Regions from separate parts of the Homo sapiens genome. Here region 1 is linked to region 2. The links are chromatin loops, found by intact Hi-C in ENCODE. Cell type or tissue: endothelial cell of umbilical vein. All regions are shown on one strand. Each heading gives the region's core, and the rest is flanking DNA. Links, peaks and the distances in the headings are about the cores only. Region 1 holds the start of PER1 (period circadian regulator 1). Region 2 holds the start of CHD3 (chromodomain helicase DNA binding protein 3).

Region 1 (4,499 bases), core at 298-4,297, 270 kb after region 2:
AGACAACACAACCTTTCCTTCTTTAGCCCCTGCGCTGCTTCCCCACCACAAGGACCGAAGCCGGCAACCTGCCATCGTCAAGGACCCGAGGATCCTCTCTCTTCAGTCCCCTACTTTTCTGGCCAGACCCCCCCACCAACCCCAAGCCTTGGGCAGAAGACACACAACAGCCAACAGATCTTTCTTCCCCTACTCCCCGTCCAACCACACCCCTACTACTGAGCATTTTCTGAGCGCCAGGGGAAAAGGGAAGGTTGTGGCCAACAGCAGGAACCAGCGCTGGGAACGGGATGTTCTAGTCCGAAGTGGGCTGACATCACAGGCGGCGCAGGGCCAGGGACTGGAGAACAGAGACACGGGGAGCGCTGAAAGCCTAATAGGGTCCTGGTACCGGGGCAAACCTGGGGCCCCTCGAGTAACGAGCAAGAAGACCGGGGCATGCCCGCTGAGAGTCGGCTGTGGGGCCGGGAAAGCTGGGACGGGGAGGTGGGGACAAGCTGGAGGTAAGATGAGTGGGTCAGGAGTGCAGACTCCCGGTGCAAGATTTCGAGGAGGACTTCGGTCCTTGGGGGCAGGGAGAGGGTGGGTAGCGGTAAGGACGACAGTGTGCCCTCTGCCTGGGCCGAAAGTAGCCCATCAGATTGGAAGTGGCAGCGGTCCGGCTCAGGGACGGAGATCGGCCCCAGGATGGCCGCAGAGATGCCTACCTGGTCGCAGGAGTGTCCTCCGCACGCCTGCCCGCCGCCGCTCCAGCCCGCAGCCGAGTGGAAGCTCCACCGGGCGGGCGGGGAGGCGGGTTGCATAATGCCGGGCACTGCCCCCTCATTGGCCTCTTGCCGACGGAGCCGCAGGCCCCGCCCCCGATTGGCTGGGGATCTCTTCCCGGCGCCTGATTGGCTAGTGGTCTCCACTAAGGTCAGGGCTGTGTCACACACACGGGCGCACGTGGACCTGGGTGCTGGTGCTGGGCTGAAGAGCCCCAGACACCGCCCAGCCAATGGGCGCAGGACGCTTGCACATTGAATAATGGAAGGGAGGAGAGAGGGAGATACGCTGCGCCTCTTTAGGGAAAAAGCCCGGCCCGGGGTAGGTGCTCAAGACTTGTCTACTTCCTGAACGCACTAGCCTTGCAGAACACAACATCTTGGCATCTTCGCCTTTCCAAGGGTGAGGAAAAGGAATGGCGCTGCAAGTTAGGCCACGCTGGATGAGATGGGTGGTCCTTGAGAGGAGGGGAGAGACAGAAACCTGCCTGGGCCTCTCCTGGGTTCCTTTCCCAACCTTGTTCCCTCCCAACCTTCGTTCTACATAATGAAGCCCTTTAACCGAAGCACTTCCTCTGACACTTCAAATCCTGGGAGAGGACAGTTAAGGGTCCACGTGTGACCGGTGGGTGAGTGGGTGGAGGAAGGATGCGGACAATGGAAGGGGCAACCAGAGCCAATAGTGGCTGTGAAGGGAAACAATGGCAGGTGCTTCTATGGCCACTCAGAGACAAGGTCTCCGGGCAGCCTACGTGGTGTCTAGTACTTTCCTCCAGAGGACGCAGCCACCCACAGTTAAAGCTGCCCCAAAAGTGGGGGCCAGGAAGCCAGGACTACAGAGGGACCAAGGGGATGGCCCAGAGAAGAGGCCAGCTGGGGCCCTAGACAGAGAAATGTGGGGTGGCAAGGGCTTCATATTTCCACTGCTTGGAAAAGAGAAAGCCAAACTCCAGGGGCCCAGACGGAACGTCATCTGTCTCATTCACTGTAGTCTCCAGAGCCCAGGACAGGACCTGACACATGGCAAGTGATCGATAAACATGATTTTTTTTTTTTTAAACAAGGATAGGTTGGGGAGGTGGGAAAAGAGTGTCAACAGGAGAAAGGGGGCTGGGAATTCTGATTCTCTAAAAGAGATGAGTAGTCCTAGAAAGAGAACAGGGGCACGATTTGCAGGCAATAAAATGTTAGTCTGGGCTCAGGAGAGCTGCAGTTACACAGCCCCCTCCATCCAGGACCGTGATGAGTAGTTCCTCGCAGGGCTCCCTGGAAACGTGGGTAGTAGATGAACAGGCCTCCAAGCAGCTGCTGACATAATCATTGTGGGGGCACTCCCCTCACTGTCACGTGGCCTAAGCTTTCCTGAACAATGAGGGAAGGGTGAAGGGGAGGGCTCTGTGGAAAAGCTGAGACAAGATCGTGTTATAAATTAACCCAGAAAAATCGAAACAGGAAAACAAAAGATTCAGGAGCCTGGAGGCCGGGCGCGGTGGCCTGTAATCCCAGCACTTTGGGAGGCCCAGGCAGGCGGATCACCTGAGGTAGCGAGTTCGAGACCAGCCTGACCAACATGGAGAAACCCCGTCTCTATTAAAAAAAAAAAAAAAGATTCAGGAGCTTGGATTCTCAGTCTCCTCTCCCTGAAAATGATCCTCTCCACCCCAACTCATACTGTGGCTTTGGCCTTATCTCGTTTGCAGATACCTCTTCCCTGGAAACATGGTTTTTCTCCCCCTTCAGGGATTTAGGTGTGATCTCCCCTAACCCAGGCAGTCCTTGATCTCCCGCCTCCATCTCCCTGTCTTTTGCATAGACAAAAGGCTCCAGCCCTCCAGCAGCCCCCGCTTGCTCCCAAGACTCTTGTTGTCCTGCTTCACCGTCCCCACAGTAACCAGGCCCTGCTGCCGTCAATGGAGGCGAGGGGGCGGGAGACAGCAGTGACGTCAAAGCGGAAGAAGGGGGCGGGGCGAAGCTGCCTCGGAATGTGGGGCAGGGAGGCTGGAGAGACTGGAGAGGCAGCGGTTTGGGAGGCGGCCAGCCCGAGAGGGCGGCGGCCAGCGCACTTGGGAACATCATGTTCTCTTGGCTGGTGGCCCAGGACATGCACCCAGCCTGGGCGCCTCCCCCAACAAAACGACAGCCGTCCTGTCCCAAAGCCAGGGATTCCTGGAGAGAGGATTAGTAGGAAGGGGGCCCCCTCCCCACACCTCCCCCCACCACGCCTGGCTCTCTTTTCAGGACTCCCATCTGCCCGCTCCTCAGCTTGTTCCTGCAGCTCTGGCTTTTCCTCTCTCCCAAACTGTACACATCTGCTGGCCTGGTACCAAAGACCCAGGGCGGAGAAGTTGGAGGTCCTGTCTCTGGGAGAGAACACGACGCACCTTTGCTACCTTCCAGAAGCCCCTTCAGAGCCTGAATCTCTTATTATGACAGCGGGCGGGGGGAAAGGGAGAGGGGCGCGGACAGGGAGGAGAAGGGGCCTAGGATGAAAAAATCAAACTGGGACAGAGCAAGTGGCCCAGTCTAGGGCCTGGATCCTGGGAGAGGGCTAGAAGGGAGGAATGAGGGAATTTGGACTGCTGCCTGAAGACCAAAAGAGCCAGGAAGAGAGAAATGGGACGCCATCAAAACTTGCAGAAAAACTTGAGAATATGAGACTAGTTCCCAGCCACAGCATTCACATAAATCTCTCACCATAACCCAGGCATTATGCTAAGCACTTTATATTATCTTATTTCATCCCCAGAACAACCCCGTGAGATAGGTATTATTATCCCCATTCCATGGGGGATAACTAAGGCACGGAAGTTACTAAACTTGTCCAGTGCCTCATAACATGGTCTCAAGCTCTTAACAAATGGAGCCCAGGATTCAAAAATCTGAACTCTAATAATGGCTTGTCATTCTGGTTTCTTACCCTTGAGGAACCTGTGAGGTGTTAACCAACCTGTAAGCTGCATTCCAGCACTGGCAAACCTGGCCTCTCAAATATCCAGCCAATTCTAAGTTTGGTGCCAGGAACACAGACTCCATCCAACCCCTTTCTCTGCCTTAGGCCTGATCCGAAGCCACTGTTTGCACTCCCCACACACTTAACATCATAGCCCGTTTTCCCAGGCTCACAAAGTGCTTGAGATCACCCAAGCAGCCACCAGCCCCAATGATTTCCTACGAAGCCCACTTCCTCACTTTTCTACTTTACCTCAGGCCAACTTTACCAGACGCCTGGCCTGGTTGTTTGTACAGACAGATACCAAAACACCCTGTTGGTGCCTCCCCACCTCTAGGGGCTCAGGAAGACGTGCACAGCCAATCTGCCCAAACCCCAACCCTATCCTCTCAGGACTCAATAGTTGCTACCCCACGTCTATTCTCAAGGACGACTCTGAGGCCTAAACCCTTCCGCTTAACATGAGAAAGACGCCCGGAGCCGTAATGTGACTAGCTCTGGGTCTCACAAATTAAAACACCATCCTTTCTCATATCAGCATGCCAACCCTTTGGTACCCTCCGACTTGCCCTACCAGGGCCTCCCTCCGGCCTCCGAACCTCTGCCTCTTTCAAGTGTTTAAGGAGACCACCCAAACACCCTGGGAGCAGGGGCTCCTTCAGTCCCGACCTGAGAGGGAGCTCCCTCAGGTCGCAGAGGGCTTCCGAGCCCTTCCCCCCGGGCAGTCAAGTGTCCAGGGACTCCACGGGGGCGAGGGATCTGATGTCACTAACTCCCACCCCGTC
Region 2 (4,252 bases), core at 1-4,000:
TCGGCGGGGAGGGGGTAGGCAGGAAACGGCCAAGGCGAAGCCAGGGCCCCCTCCCTGGCCGAGCGAGGGACCGCCGAGACCCTGGCGGCCGGACGGCGGCGTGGGGGAGGGGCACGTGGGGGAGGGGCGGCCGCGCGAGCGCCCCTCGGGCTCTGGCCCCGGTGGGGTTGGACCGAGGGAGAGTGGGGTTTCCCCGCACGGAGCAGCCGACGGGCCTGCCCCCTCCGCTCAGGACTTGGACAGGCAGAGTGGGGACGGTGTCCATCGGACCCCCCTCCACCCGCGGAGACTTAGGTGCCCGCCAACTGAGGGGCATGCGGTGGCACGCGAGGGAGGGGTCTTGTGAATGTTTGTGGGCTGCTGATGAGTAGGGGCAGGTGGTGGCCACAGTCCACGCAGACCACTTCCTGGAATAAGGCAGGAGCTCGTCCCCTCGCTCCCCCAGCCTGTGCAGGGACAGCAGTCCATTCGGATTGGGGAGCGGAGAGAAGAGTGTCTGGGGAACCAGATACCCCCGGCTCCACCCCCTTCATCTCGCCGGGGCTCTGGGCTCTTTTGTGTCAAGTGCGGTGGGGGGGGTCCCCCTCTTGACCCCGTCAGTCTGGGGTGGCCAAGCTGCCCAGCTGTGACTCTCACGTGGCTGCCATTCACTGTCACTCACTCTCTCGCTGAAACCACCCACTCCCTGAGCACGTTGGGGGGCGTGAACTGCCCACCCAGCTGTTCTGCAGCTTGACCATCACTCAGCACCCGTCCCCCGAGGTGACAAGTCACCCGGCGGCACTCTCTGGGCGGCGCTCTCCAGACCGCTGCGCCGCGTCAGGCGCCCAGCGGTGTCCCCCTCAGACCACCCTCCTAGTGGAGTGATTTCTAGTCTTCTTTGGGATAGGTGAGCATCTGGGTGTCCACACCCCCTGCTTGGGGAACAGCAGGGGGACCTCCGCACCCCCGGGCCTCTGGCTGCCATGCGGCACAAATGCACCAAACTTCAAAACGGCCAACTCCGGGCTCTTTGTAAAACTGTCATATTGATCCGTGTGGCTTCTGTGGCAAACGTTCCTGTCTAGCCGAGACGACCTTTGGGGGAGCGGGGGGTGCTTTCTTGTGGGTCGGGGAGGGATGTGTGTCTCCTGGAAACTGGATAAAGTCTCCCCGCCCCCCAAGCTTGTCTGAAAAAGGGTAAAGTTTTGAAAAAGTTCTCCCAGAGAGCCCCCTGCCTTGGCAGGAGGAGGAGGAATGAGGAGTTGTGGGGAGAGGGTGCCTTTGGGGTTGCCTCCGGCAGAGGCGCTGAAAAGAGGGAAAGAAAGGCCGTCAGGTCCTGCCAGGGGCTTGGCAGCGCTCACCTATTTGTATTGGGACTTGGAGTCTGGGGTGGGGTGGTGTGGGTCCCGGATCTGGGTACGTTGGGGAGAGAAGCGTGAAAGGATCCGAGGTTGAGATGGGTCTTTGTGTCAACCCGGCCTCCCCTTTCCCTCTTGGCTTTCTGAATAGACCAGAAGAGACGTCAGAGGCTGCTTACATTTTACAACTGAAATGAAAACCCACCTCCCCTCTCCCCCTGGGCAATTTTTATCTCCCTTTCAGCCCTCCAAGTCGAATGAGTGACCCAGATACACCCCCTCAGATGACTTTCGGAGGTAAAACTTCGGGAAATTATTTTTAGCACACTCATTATTTCTGTCTACCTAAGTGTGGGGAAAAGAACCCTCCTCTAAGGAAATTTGTTCAGGCTGCCCTCGCTCTTCCTTGTCTAGAGTATGCATTTGTGCACAGGAGAGATTTCCATTGTTTTCCATTCCGACTGCTTTGATTCTCACCATTTTGTTTTACATTCTTACTCAAGACCAATTTTATCCCTTCCCCCTCTCTCCAGTCTCCTTACATTGTTAAACGTTTAAAATAATAGCAGTCGTGTTGGTGGGGGAAGGGAGCAGGAAGCCAAAAACTCATTTCTTCTCCCTCCCCCTTCTGGCAAGTCGAGAGAAATAATATAACATAATATATAGATGTGATTCCTTGGGGGTGGGGGTGGGGAATGATTGTGGGTGGTGCGGAAAATTCTGGTAGTTTCTTTGCAAAAGGTCTGAAAATACAAACCCACCCCCTGCCTGCAGTACGCATGTGCAGCAGACCTATTATGGTGGTGCGTTGTGGGGGAGGGAGGGGAATTTGAGAAAAAATAAATATATGTGTGAGAGATTGATGGTGAGATTAGAAGAAGAGAGGGGCGGGCGGGAGGCGAGGCTTCGGCCGAGACTCCTCCCGCTTGCTCGGGCGGCCAGGCTCCGCCCTGCGCCCTCCGGCCCCCGCCTCTCTCCTCCCTGCCTCCCTGAGATCCGAGCCGGGGATGTGGGAGAGTCTGGGCTCCAGGCCAGCATTGAGTGGCTGCTGAGACCGAGGTTGGGACTTAGATTTGCTTTATTACCCTTCCTTGCTTTTCCTTGCCGTTCTCGCTTTGCCTCTCCCGCCACCGACGCCTGCCCAAGTTCGGGAACCTCCCGCTGGGGTGGGGAGTAGAGTGAACCGGCTTGTGCACCACCCCTGGCTGGTGGTGGCCGAGGCCGTGTCCCTGAACCTTAGCCAGTTGGCCTGCCCTTGCCACTGCCTCGGCAGCCTGCGTTTCCATGTTCAAGTCAACCGAAGTCCCTGGGGCCAGGGGGAGCCGGCTGCTGGGGCATGGCGCCTTCCTTGCTGACTTCCTATTACAGTCCCCATTCCGTTTCACACCCGGGCTCTGGCAGCCACCCCCCTGCACACACGCACACAGTCCTAGAGTGTCTTCCTGCACAAGGGGACACAGGATGCTGGAGTTAGCAGGAAAGGTGGCACTGAAGGAAGGCGAGGCAGCGACTCTGAGGCAGTGGAAACGGAGGCCTCTGGTGTTAATTGTGGCTAATTTTCCGTTGGCTGTTGAGGGAAGGAGAAAGGATTGTGTGTCCTAGAGCTAGGGGCTGGGCCAAGCCCAGGCTTTCCCATCTTGCATCGGCTGCCTCTCTCTGTACTAGACAGGTCTGGCTGGTTAGTCTAGTGCTTGGTAGGGGAGGGACGTGAACCAGAGCCCCAGGGCCCCAGGTCTGTGGGGCATCCTGTCTTCCTTTATGTGGGGTAACTCTCCGTTCCGTTCCCCAAGCCTTCACAGAGTGACACCTTCACAGATAATGGGGTGGGGGGCCTGGGGTCCTCTGGCAGAGACATCTGGGGAGAAAGCCAGGGACCTATCCCTGCTGAAGCAGGTACAGGCCATCCTCTGGATTTGTGGGCCTGAGAGTGTGTGTGGGTGTGGGTGCGCGCGTGCGCGCGCGTGCTTTTGAGAAGGCATATGCTGGGTGTGTCTGTCTGTGCCTATATCTTTGTTTGGGTCTCCCATACTGCGTATAGATGAATGGGTCAGGATATCTGGAACAAAATATGGAGGTGAAGGGTGAGATCGGGAAACAAAGGGTATGGCCCCCTAGTTCCCAAAGGGAGCAGGGAGATGGGAATAGAATTGAAGGTAGGTTTTAGGCTACTTGGGAGGAGGAATATTTAGGTAATTGTGGAGACTTTCTCCTGTGTGATGAAGGCGGCAGACACTGTGATCCTGTGGGCAAGAAGTAAAAATGACCAGCTGAGGATTTCTTTTCCTCCAGGACTGTGTTGGGGTGACAGGATGCCTGGTAATTATCCGAGGAAATGTAAATAGAGGCCTCCCTCTTGGCAAAAGGATGTCAGGGCCCCAGGGTGTTAGTGTGAGAACCCAGGTGTCCACCTTTGGCTCTCCCTCCCCAGCATCTGGCTTAGGGAGCTGCCAGCTTGTGTCTCCCCACTCCAAGTGCTGGGGTCAGGCCAGGCCAGCAGCTGGGCATGGCTTCCCCAGTTCCTGGGCAGGATGCCAGCTGGCGAAGTGAGGGGGAAGGCAGGAGGAGCCCTGGCGGTGACTGAAAGGACCTGCCACAGTCAGAGCCCATGGCCTGGAGCCTGGTCTCTTGTTAGTAGGAGGGGAGGGAGGGGAGTGGTTTGGCTGCTCTTCTCTTCTGACCCCTGACCTCCCATTCAGAACCAGAGCATCCCAGAGTACTCGAAACACTTTCTGTTTGCATCCAGTGAAGGGAGGCAGGGCTTGGAGGAGTTAATGCTTCCTAGAGAGTGGGAACTGCCGAGGTGGGGAAGGGGCAAGTTGAGGGGCCTCAGAGGCTGGAAACCTAGAGGCTTAGGTTTTCTGATGCTTTTTGCTTCAAAGATAAGGATGACATTCGGCTGCTGCCGTCAGCAT

What was found. A loop is a pair of places that touch in the nucleus more often than their neighbours do. Peaks named below come from ENCODE experiments on the same cell type or tissue, not always from the same donor. Only the 100,000 strongest peaks of a DNase experiment are listed, where the experiment ranks them.
Region 1: a loop joins it to region 2, with 17 times the contacts of the local background. A loop is called at or near these places in 2 of 110 quality-filtered maps.

Annotation. Positions count from the first base shown.
Region 1 is chr17:8,151,630-8,156,128 of GRCh38, forward strand. PER1 (period circadian regulator 1) reads right to left here and starts at 775. Exons shown (of 23, transcript NM_002616.3): 1 at 708-775. RefSeq lists enhancers at 722-1,016, 2,648-3,428, 2,680-2,819. In endothelial cell of umbilical vein, for the core only: no CTCF peak of the experiment used is centred there; DNase peaks (open chromatin) are centred at 852, 2,102 and 2,712; H3K4me3 peaks cover 1,099 bases; H3K27ac peaks cover 4,000 bases.
Region 2 is chr17:7,885,445-7,889,696 of GRCh38, forward strand. It overlaps CHD3 (chromodomain helicase DNA binding protein 3), which reads left to right and starts at 3,345. Exons shown (of 40, transcript NM_001005273.3): 1 at 3,345-3,656; 2 at 4,220-4,252. The coding sequence starts at 3,557. RefSeq lists silencers at 78-157, 2,208-2,367 and enhancers at 408-457, 3,777-4,252. In endothelial cell of umbilical vein, for the core only: a CTCF peak has its summit at 3,898; DNase peaks (open chromatin) are centred at 657, 2,197 and 3,857; H3K4me3 peaks cover 2,929 bases; H3K27ac peaks cover 3,617 bases.